Regions from separate parts of the Homo sapiens genome. Here region 2 is linked to region 1. The links are chromatin contacts, found by Hi-C or POLR2A ChIA-PET in ENCODE. All regions are on one chromosome and are shown on one strand. The core of a region is the stretch at or near the end of the contact, and the rest is flanking DNA. Distances in the headings are between cores, read along the strand shown. Region 1 overlaps FBXW11 (F-box and WD repeat domain containing 11). Region 2 overlaps STK10 (serine/threonine kinase 10).

Region 1 (4,344 bases), core at 138-2,637:
TTTATTCAGCACCTTCTGTGGTTGGTACTCTGCAAAGTGTTGAGGCAACAAAATTTGTGTACCTGGAGTTTCAATGATATATTGCCACTGTATTGGCTTTGGAATAAAGGCACACCTTGGAAGTGTGTCATTTTCATTGCTACCAGAAAGCTGCTCAATTTTTTTATTCCATTTGGTTCCTCTGATTTTGTATTCTTTAAATGCCTTTTCTAAGTAATCTCAATATTCCGTGTATCATAGGTGAACTGTAACTAGTAAGTGACAGATACTAGATAGGAACCCAGGTCTCTCTGATTTCAAGCAAAGCTATCTTTGTTTGTATTGCAGTTGGGTGATAATAGAATTTATCCACTAAACCAGAACACTTTTGAGAGTGAAAGTTATGAGGGGACAATAAGTGTCATCCAGGACTATCTCAGGCAAATGAGGGTGTTTGGCTATTCTAATTATAGCTAGAACAAACAAGTTTATGAGCTTGGGTCCAAGACTTCTGGGATGTTTTGGTTGAACCCAAACACTCACCTTTAATTTTTGTTACATGAGTATTGATTTTGCCATAGTAAATTAATTGACTTTATATCTGAATGATTGAACAGTATGGTCTAATGGTTATTAACTTTACAGTATGGTCTAATGGTTATTAAGTAGTAGCCGTAGTACATATGTTCATTTTATATTTTACTTTTTTTCTTAATTCCTTTAAAATCAGCAAGCTTTTAAAAGAGGATCGAAGAGGTAAATTAAATAAGCTTTTTAATTCTTAGTCATGTCAGACGGACTTTGTAAACAAAGTCTAAAATGAAAATCATGACGTTCCAATGTTTTTCCTTTGGGAAGGTGGAGATGTGATGACACTGAAAATCATGCATTTTAAATCACCTCTTTTATTGCCTTTATCTATCAGTCTGTCACCCATCTTTCTTGTTCTTTTTGCCTTATTCTTTAGGTCTCCTGTGATTTTACCTTAGGGAGGTGCAAAACTTTACTCACATGATAAAAGTTGGGGTGATATAAGTTTTCACAATAGCAGCATCATAGTCTTGTGGAAAGAATGTGGGTTTTGGTAGCAGACAAACCAAAGTTTGAAATTCTGGCTCTCCCCTCCTTTGTTGTGTGTCCTTGCGCGAATCACTTAACCTTTGAGCCTCGGTTTCCTTACAATGATATGAGGATTAGAGAACAAATGTAAAGTGCTGGGCAAATAGCACTTTTTGTGGTTTTGTAGGTTCTTAAACAACGATGACAATTATGGTTATGTGACATAGACGAGAAACTGTGGCACTGATGAAATTGTAGTCGACAATCTCACCACTAATCTTGTTTTGCACTCAAACTTTCACAGTTCCCTTTGGTGGGTTTTTGTTTAAACATTCTCTCTGTCCCTCTTGATTCTATTCACTGTACCCTGAGAAATTAGTGGTTGGCAGCAGAAACCTCCTTTCCATAGAACATCAAGTGGGCCCTCCCCCAAGGTTTCAGTGAGCTGTCTGGGACCATCCCTAACCTCCAAACTGCCAAGGGTGCACCCCCTGCCCCAACTAACATTCAAGTTGCCTGTGTGAAGGAGTGATTTGTTGCGGCCTCTAACTGCTTCTTCTCTTCCTTCCTTTTTGTCATCCTGCAGTGTTCTGTGCCAAGGTCTTTGTGGCTAGGCTGCGCCAACCTGGTAGAGAGCATGTGCGCACTGAGTTGCCTGCAGAGCATGCCCAGTGTCAGATGTCTCCAGGTGCCTCTCTTCTTTCTTGTTGTAAATGTGTTTTTACGTATGCCATGAACATTTGTTGAAACTTGCAGTAGTGTGTTTAATCCAATGTTAAGTCTGCTAAATGTTCTGTGTAACCCTCTGCTTTCCTCCAGCCTGGGTGCCCCACATGGAGGAGTTAGTACCAAGAGGGGCCCTTTTGAGCAAACGGGTCTTTGGCTGGGCCCTGTCCTCCCCTTTTCTGCTCCTGCTTTTTACTCTTTTCCCCTCACCTTGAGGTTGTAATTCTCATGTTTAATAGTTGCGCATGTGCCAAAAAAAACTCCTGACATTTTCCATTTGGCTACCTTTAACAGTTCTTTGTTGAGTTGGGAGGGTTTCATAATTAAAGTGGTGATTTTTTTCTATTTTGAAACTCATCCTTTTGGCTTGCTTTCTCTCCCCTCTTCAAAAAAGGAGCGGGGAGGGAATCACTACTGGCATAAAGCCTCAAACTGAAGTTTATAAAGATCATAGCTTTATGCTGCCAATAATTTGTCAGTTTGGGCCACCTCCCAAAGGCCAGATCTGACACCTGTCCTCAGGGTCCACCCAGTTTTCCAGGCCGAGGCCGGCAGAGAATTCCACAGATAAAAGTAAAACTTTTTGGGGGTGGATGGGAAAGGGTTGCTCAGGATAGAACTGTTAGCAGGAGTGCAGCTGGTGACCCTCTCTTGTTGGGGTGGCTTCTAAGAGAGCCAAGGAAGAAAACATTGTAGCTTTATTTCTGAAGCTCTGAGCAAGCATGTGTTTAATTAAATATGGTTTCAGTAGCAATATTCAGTTTTCATCACTGCATATTCCAGACAGTTTGATATATCTTTGAAAAGCCATATTAAATTCCTGGCATCTGGTTGAGACTGTCCTGTTTGAGGAAAACTGCAAAATTAGGCACTGAGTTAGAGGGATATTATTGATGGCATGGGTGACTTTGCTGTTCTCAAGTTTATCTTTCTATTCATGTTTACAATTTTTAAATGGAGCTGGGGAGCCAGGAAGGAGGAAAATGTTCTTCATATTGGAGTCAGGCATTTTATTTACTTATTGGCAAACATTCAGAGTAGCACTGGTGTGGTTATTGATTCAAATTGCTTTCTTTGGGGAACTGTACTGGAACCTCACTAACACAGTTAACTGGAGAGCGAGTTCAATATAAGGCCCAGTTGTCTTTAGATTCTGTATATAAAGGTGGGTTACAAGTCTCACCTTACAAGAACAGGATGCTTCAGTGAGGCTCAGTGTAATGAATATATGTTTACTTTTGGAAAAGCAGCTTCTGTGCATGCGATGTAACTTTTAACAAAAATGTTCTTGGAATGGCAGCCATTATTGCATGTGCTCTCCTTGATGCTGTATAATGGATATTTGCGTTATTATAATAGGTGTATAATAGGTGTATTATAATAGGTGTATTTTTGTCTCTATTTTTCTGGATTAAAAGGAATGTTACAGTTGCTTTTTAGTGGGCTGACCGAGTTTTTTCCAGAACTGGAAATTTAAGAGGGGGAAAAATTGTAGTTGTTAGTGAGGTCTTGAAGTGCGGATTCTTTTTATTGCATTCAGTTAAAAGTAATTGGCCAATGGAAGGCATCATTCAATATATTTTAGTAACAGTATTGTGAGTTCTCTGGAGGTGGGGTGAGTGGGAGGAGGTACACGGGTTCCTACCTTGTTGAAAATGGAAATCCAAATTTGTTAAAAGTTCCTTGACTCATCTTTCTTAGTGAAATTCACTTAAGAAGGAAAAAAAGATTTTTTTTTTTTTGCCTTGATTGGGTCTTATTTCAGTGAGTGGAGCAATATTGTCTTTAGAGACGTGTAGAGTATTCTGTTTACTTAGGTTTAATTTTTGCTAGTATATAATTGAGGGTATGCAGCATAGTAAAATGAACTAAGTACTCAGCTCATTGGCATTAGCAAATCATTACTCTGTTTTGTCCCACATGTGAATGGAAAGTAAACATGTATTAATATTAATGAGCCTGGAAGACTTCCTTCCTCTGTACTCATTTAAGTATTATTTTAATGCCAACATTTCTCCCCTTTACCTCCAGTCTCCAAACAGTGCTAAAATTTCGTGCCTTAATTTGGGTTTGGGCTCTCAAAGAAGGCCTGTTGCTTATATGCTGCATCTTTGGTTTATTGCAAAGATGACTCTTCCTTTGCACACCTTTTAGCAACCTCATATTAGAGCAGGCCTGAGAAGGGAAGGAATAGTTAGGCTACCTGGAGAGAACAGAGCCTGGTTCTTTCCTGGTCTCTGAAGTTCCATGAAAGAGTCCCCCTTAAAATTGTCAGAGTGGACCCACTGATAATTGCAACTTGAGCCCATTGACCTGTCTATATGGCTGAATTTTAGTTTACCTTTCGAAAAAGCCGGAGGGAAGATAGTAGTTGCCCTTAGGCATAATTTACCCATTCCGGAAGTTTCTACCATCGTCTAGAAGGGAAAACAGGTATCAGAGACTTAAAAATCACTCATTACCAACTGTTACATGGTGCTTCACATATATTAGCTTTATGACAACCCTGTGAAGTAGGTGTTCTTATCTCCAATTTTCTGATATGGAAACTGAGTCTGACGTGACTATTTGGCCCAAGAT
Region 2 (4,226 bases), core at 237-2,736, 110 kb before region 1:
GTCGCCCAGACTGGAGTGCAGTGGTGTGATCTCGGCTCACTGCAACCTGTGCCTCCCGGGTTCAAGCAGTTCTCTGCTTCAGCCTCCTGAGTAGCTGGGATTACAGGCGCCTGTCACCATACCCAGCTAATTTTTTTGTATTTTTAGTAGAGACAGGGTTTCACCATCTTGGCCAGGCTTGTCTTGAATTCCTGACCTCGTGATCCACCCGCCTTAGCCTCCCCAAGTGCTGGGATTACAGGCGTGAGCCACCGCGCCCGGCCCTTCTTTCAGCACTTTAAGGATGATACTCCGGTGGCTTTTGGCCTCCCTAGTGTCTGTTGGGGAATCCATGGTCACTGGAGTCATTATTTTCCTGTGTTAATATGTCACATTTCTCTTAACTACTCTCCTGAATTTTTTTAGTGTTTGGTTTTCAAGTTTTATTATGATATGTATGAGGGTGGTTTTCTTTTAATTTAACCTGTTTGGGTTTCATTGAGCTTTTGATAATTTTCCCATAAGTTCCTGAAACCTTCCTCTTTTTCATCTTTTTTTCTCTCTATCATTCATATTATATAATCTTTATTAATCAGTCTTCAAATGAATGACCCTCCTCTGTGATCACCATTCCACTATTGTTTTATTTTAATTTCAGACATTGTATTGTTTAGTTTTAAATTTTCTAATTTTTTAAAAAATAGTTTTTCTGGGCTGTGAACTTTCATCTTTCCATACTTGAAATATTAAAGGGCTTTACCTCATGGAGTACAGTTATAATAGCTGCTTTAAAGTTTCTTTCTGCCAGTCCCAACATCTGTGTCATCCCGGAGCTGACATCTATTGATTGCCTTTTTCTTTGAAAATTGGTTCTATTTCCTGATTCTTTGTATGTAGAGTAATTTTTTATTGTTTCCTTGGCATTTTATTCTATTTATTTATTTATTTATTTATTTATTTATTTATTTATTCTATTTATTTATTTAGAGACAGGGTCTTGCTCTGTTGCCCAGGATGGAGTGCAGTGGTGCAGTCACAGCTCACTGCAGCCTCAACCTCCTGGGCTAAAGTGATCCTCCCACTTCAGCCTCCTGAGTAGCTGAGACTACAGGTGCACTGGCACCACACCCAGCTAGTTTTTTGTATTAATATTTTCTGTAGAGACGGGTTTTTGCCATGTTGCCCAGGTTGGTCTCGAACTCCTGAGCTCAGGTGATCCACCCAGCCTCCCAAAGTGCTGGGATTACAGGTGTGAGCCACCGTGCCTGGCTATCCCTGACATTTCAGTGTTATGTTCTGTAGACTGTGGGTCCGTATTATAATCTTTTGAAGAATGTAGATGTTTTTTGTTTAACAGGAAACCCTGCAGACCACAGGTTCTGTCTGATCTTCTGTGGGTAGTGGTTTCAGTGTTAGTTTAGTTGGGTCTTTGCTTTTTTTGTTTTTTGCTATACTGCTTGGCACCTGTCTCACTCATACTCAGCTCAGGGGTGAATCTCTGTGTTCACACACACAGTTAGGAATTTCCCTTTTCCTGCGCTCTTCTCTTTGTTTTTGAGACGGAGTCTCGCTCTGTCCCTCAGGCTGGAAGTTCAATGGTATGATCTCGGCTCACTGCAACCTACGCCGCCTGAGTTCAAGTGATTCTCATGCCTCCTTCCCAAGGAGCTGGGATAACTGGCATGTGCCACCACACCCGGCTGATTTTTGTATTTTTAGTAGAGACAGGGTTTCACCATGTTGCCCAAGGCTGGTCTTGAACTCCTGACCTCAAGTGATCCACCTTTCTCGGCCTCCCAAAGTGCTGGGATTACAGGCGTGAGCCACTCCGCCTGGCCTTCTGTGCCCTTCTCTTTGGGATTCATCCCATACTCACTGGACTGCACAGGCCTCTTTTCCTGGTTCTCTGGCCAGAAACACAAGGTTTCTTACAGAGTTTTAGCCAGCTTTTCTACTGCACTACTGGGCAGGTCTGGAATTGGTGCAAAGCCAGGAGAGCAAAAGGGTGAAAAAAAAAATAGGAAACTTATCCCCTGTACCAGTCTTGTCTGCAAGTTTTGACTCCCCTTCGTGCCACCTGCTTTTGTTTGGTTTTCAGAGTCCTCAAGTAGCTGCTTTCATATTTGATGCAGAGTTTTCACTGTAATTATCAGGAGACACAGCCTGTCTTGGCTTACCTCACCATGCCAGAACTCCCTGGAATGCTCTCTTTTTGATCACAGGCGGGCCTTTCCCCCCATCAGATGCTCTTAAGAGCCCTCTGTCAATGCAGGTTTTGGGTTATTAGGCACCTGTGAAGGTGTGGGTTTCTTGGGAAGGAACTGTCTGAGGAACTCTAAGGTCCTTAGAGAGAAGTGTCATGGATCTCTTCTCCCTCCTGTTATAAAAGACAGAAACCCAATCCCAGCTGGCTTAAGAAGGAAAGAACACTTGCTGGCGTCTGACCAGGAGGGCAGGAGTGTTGCCAGGGATTCTTCTTCTCATCTCTGGACATTGCTTCCCTGTGCTGAGTTCATCTCAGGCAGTCCCCTCCAGGGGCTGACAAGGTGACTCACCTTGGCCTTCATCCCTCCAGTTTAACAACCCCAGAGGACAGCAGGTAGCTTTTCTTCAGTAGTTCCAGCAAACGTCCCAAAGCTCACACTGGACCAGTGAGGGTCACGTGCTTATCTCTGAATCAGTTCCTGAGGCTAAGGGCATGGAATATGCTGCTTGGCCAGCCTGGATCAGATGCTCAGCCCAGGGCCAGCGGGGGTAGGGATGTCAGTTCACCTGGACCTCAGGGGCTGACAAGGGGGATACTAAAGTATGCATTCTCGGCCAGGCGCGGTGGCACATGCCTGTAATCCCTGCACTTTGGGAGGCCCAGGCAGGCAGATCACTTGAGGTCAGGAGTTTGAGACCAGCCTGGCCAACATGGTGAAACCCCATCTCTACTAAAAATACAAAAATTAGCCAGGTGTGGTGGTGCACACTTGTAATGCCAGCTACTTGGAAGGCTTAGGCAGGAGAATTGCTTGATTCCATCTCAAAAAAAAAAAAAAAAAAAAGTGCATTTTCAGCCCGGCTAGTGTTACCCTAAAGGAAGCAAAATAACTGAAATATGACAATGGTTTGTCAGATTGACGATATTGTCTGTTGGACTAGTATTTCATGGGGGGAGAGGGATTAGGGAAAAATGTCTAAAAGAACTTCTGTAGGGACTGTAATTTTTTAAAAAGGTTGAGAAACACTTCCCTGCAGGAAACTGAGGTGCTGTTACCAGAAGAGGGGGGTGGATACCAAGCTGCTGAAAACAGCACCTGCCCACTCTGGGGGAGTTGGAAGCTGAAACCAGCGGCAGGCAGGAGTAGGCCAGTGTGGAGCACCTGCTCAGAGGGGCTTGGTGGGGAGCCGCGTAGGGTGCTGGCCGCTGCAAAGCTGAGCCTCTTCTTTGGTTTCTCTGGCCCGGGGGTTCTGCGTTGAAGATTATACTGTAGGAAGCATGGAGAGGACCCTGACCCAGCTACTCTCTGCTGTCTCTGCTGCAGGTGAAGAACGAGGTGGAGAAGCTCCCCCGACAGCAGCGGAAGGAAAGCATGAAGCAGAAGATGGAGGAGCACACGCAGAAAAAGCAGCTTCTTGTGAGTCCCTGGCCTCAGCTGGGGAGCGCAGGGGCTGGTGCGAGACCTGGAATGGTGACCAGGCCCCCTCTCTGCCTTTGCCCAATCCCTGCCCCTCAAATACCCCGTTCTGAATACCTAAATCTGGCCTCATCCTTCATGGCCCCATTATCCCCTCCTCCATGCAGCCTTCCTCGATTGCCCTGCCTCCATCTGGAAGTAAGCTCTTCCATCTCTGGATACCCCAACACTTTACATTGACCACCTCCCAAACCCTTAGCACCTCCTACCTTGTTTTAGGGTTATTTATTTGTAAGTCACATCTCCTTGACCAACCCAGTATATTCCCCTGCCCACTTGGCATCTTTTAAGTCTGAAGGACATCAAACTTGTGATGTCCCAGACCTGGTCCTGTTATGCTCTGAGGGGGTGCCATTTTCCTTCCTTTCTGGCCCATCATTCCTGACGCCTCCTTTCCCTCCAGTCCTTCGTCACCTCCAGAAGCATGGTATGTATATTTCTTATCTCCTGTCTCTGGATCTATGAACTCGTCACCATCTCCATGATCCCCCAGCCACTGTCCAGTGGCCTCCCAGCGAGGCTTCCTGTAGCTGTTTTTCCCCTGCAGTTTCTTCTCTCCTGCCT

The links. Hi-C counts contacts between places; a loop is a spot of excess contacts on that map. ChIA-PET counts read pairs that join two places held with the same protein, here RNA polymerase II (POLR2A). Pooled maps may share reads with other maps.
Region 2: a loop to region 1 is called in a pooled map, with 4 times the contacts of the local background. The contact joins two enhancer-like sites. A Hi-C loop is called at or near these places in 7 of 50 pooled maps. POLR2A ChIA-PET finds 5 or more read pairs at or near these places in 5 of 52 experiments (OCI-LY7, RWPE1, WTC11 and 2 more).

Annotation. Positions count from the first base shown.
Region 1 is chr5:171,954,979-171,959,322 of GRCh38, reverse strand. It overlaps FBXW11 (F-box and WD repeat domain containing 11), which reads left to right. Exons shown (of 14, transcript NM_001378974.1): 2 at 1,625-1,726. Among named protein-coding and RNA genes, the nearest start is that of FBXW11, 49 kb to the left of the region's middle. Within about 2 kb of position 1,387, at least 6 of the 41 ENCODE cell types and tissues checked have a DNase peak (open chromatin) inside an H3K27ac peak, as active enhancers do.
Region 2 is chr5:172,064,096-172,068,321 of GRCh38, reverse strand. STK10 (serine/threonine kinase 10) reads left to right here. Exons shown (of 19, transcript NM_005990.4): 13 at 3,510-3,602. Among named protein-coding and RNA genes, the nearest start is that of FBXW11, 60 kb to the right of the region's middle. RefSeq lists an enhancer at 1,504-1,553. Within about 2 kb of position 1,486, at least 3 of the 41 ENCODE cell types and tissues checked have a DNase peak (open chromatin) inside an H3K27ac peak, as active enhancers do.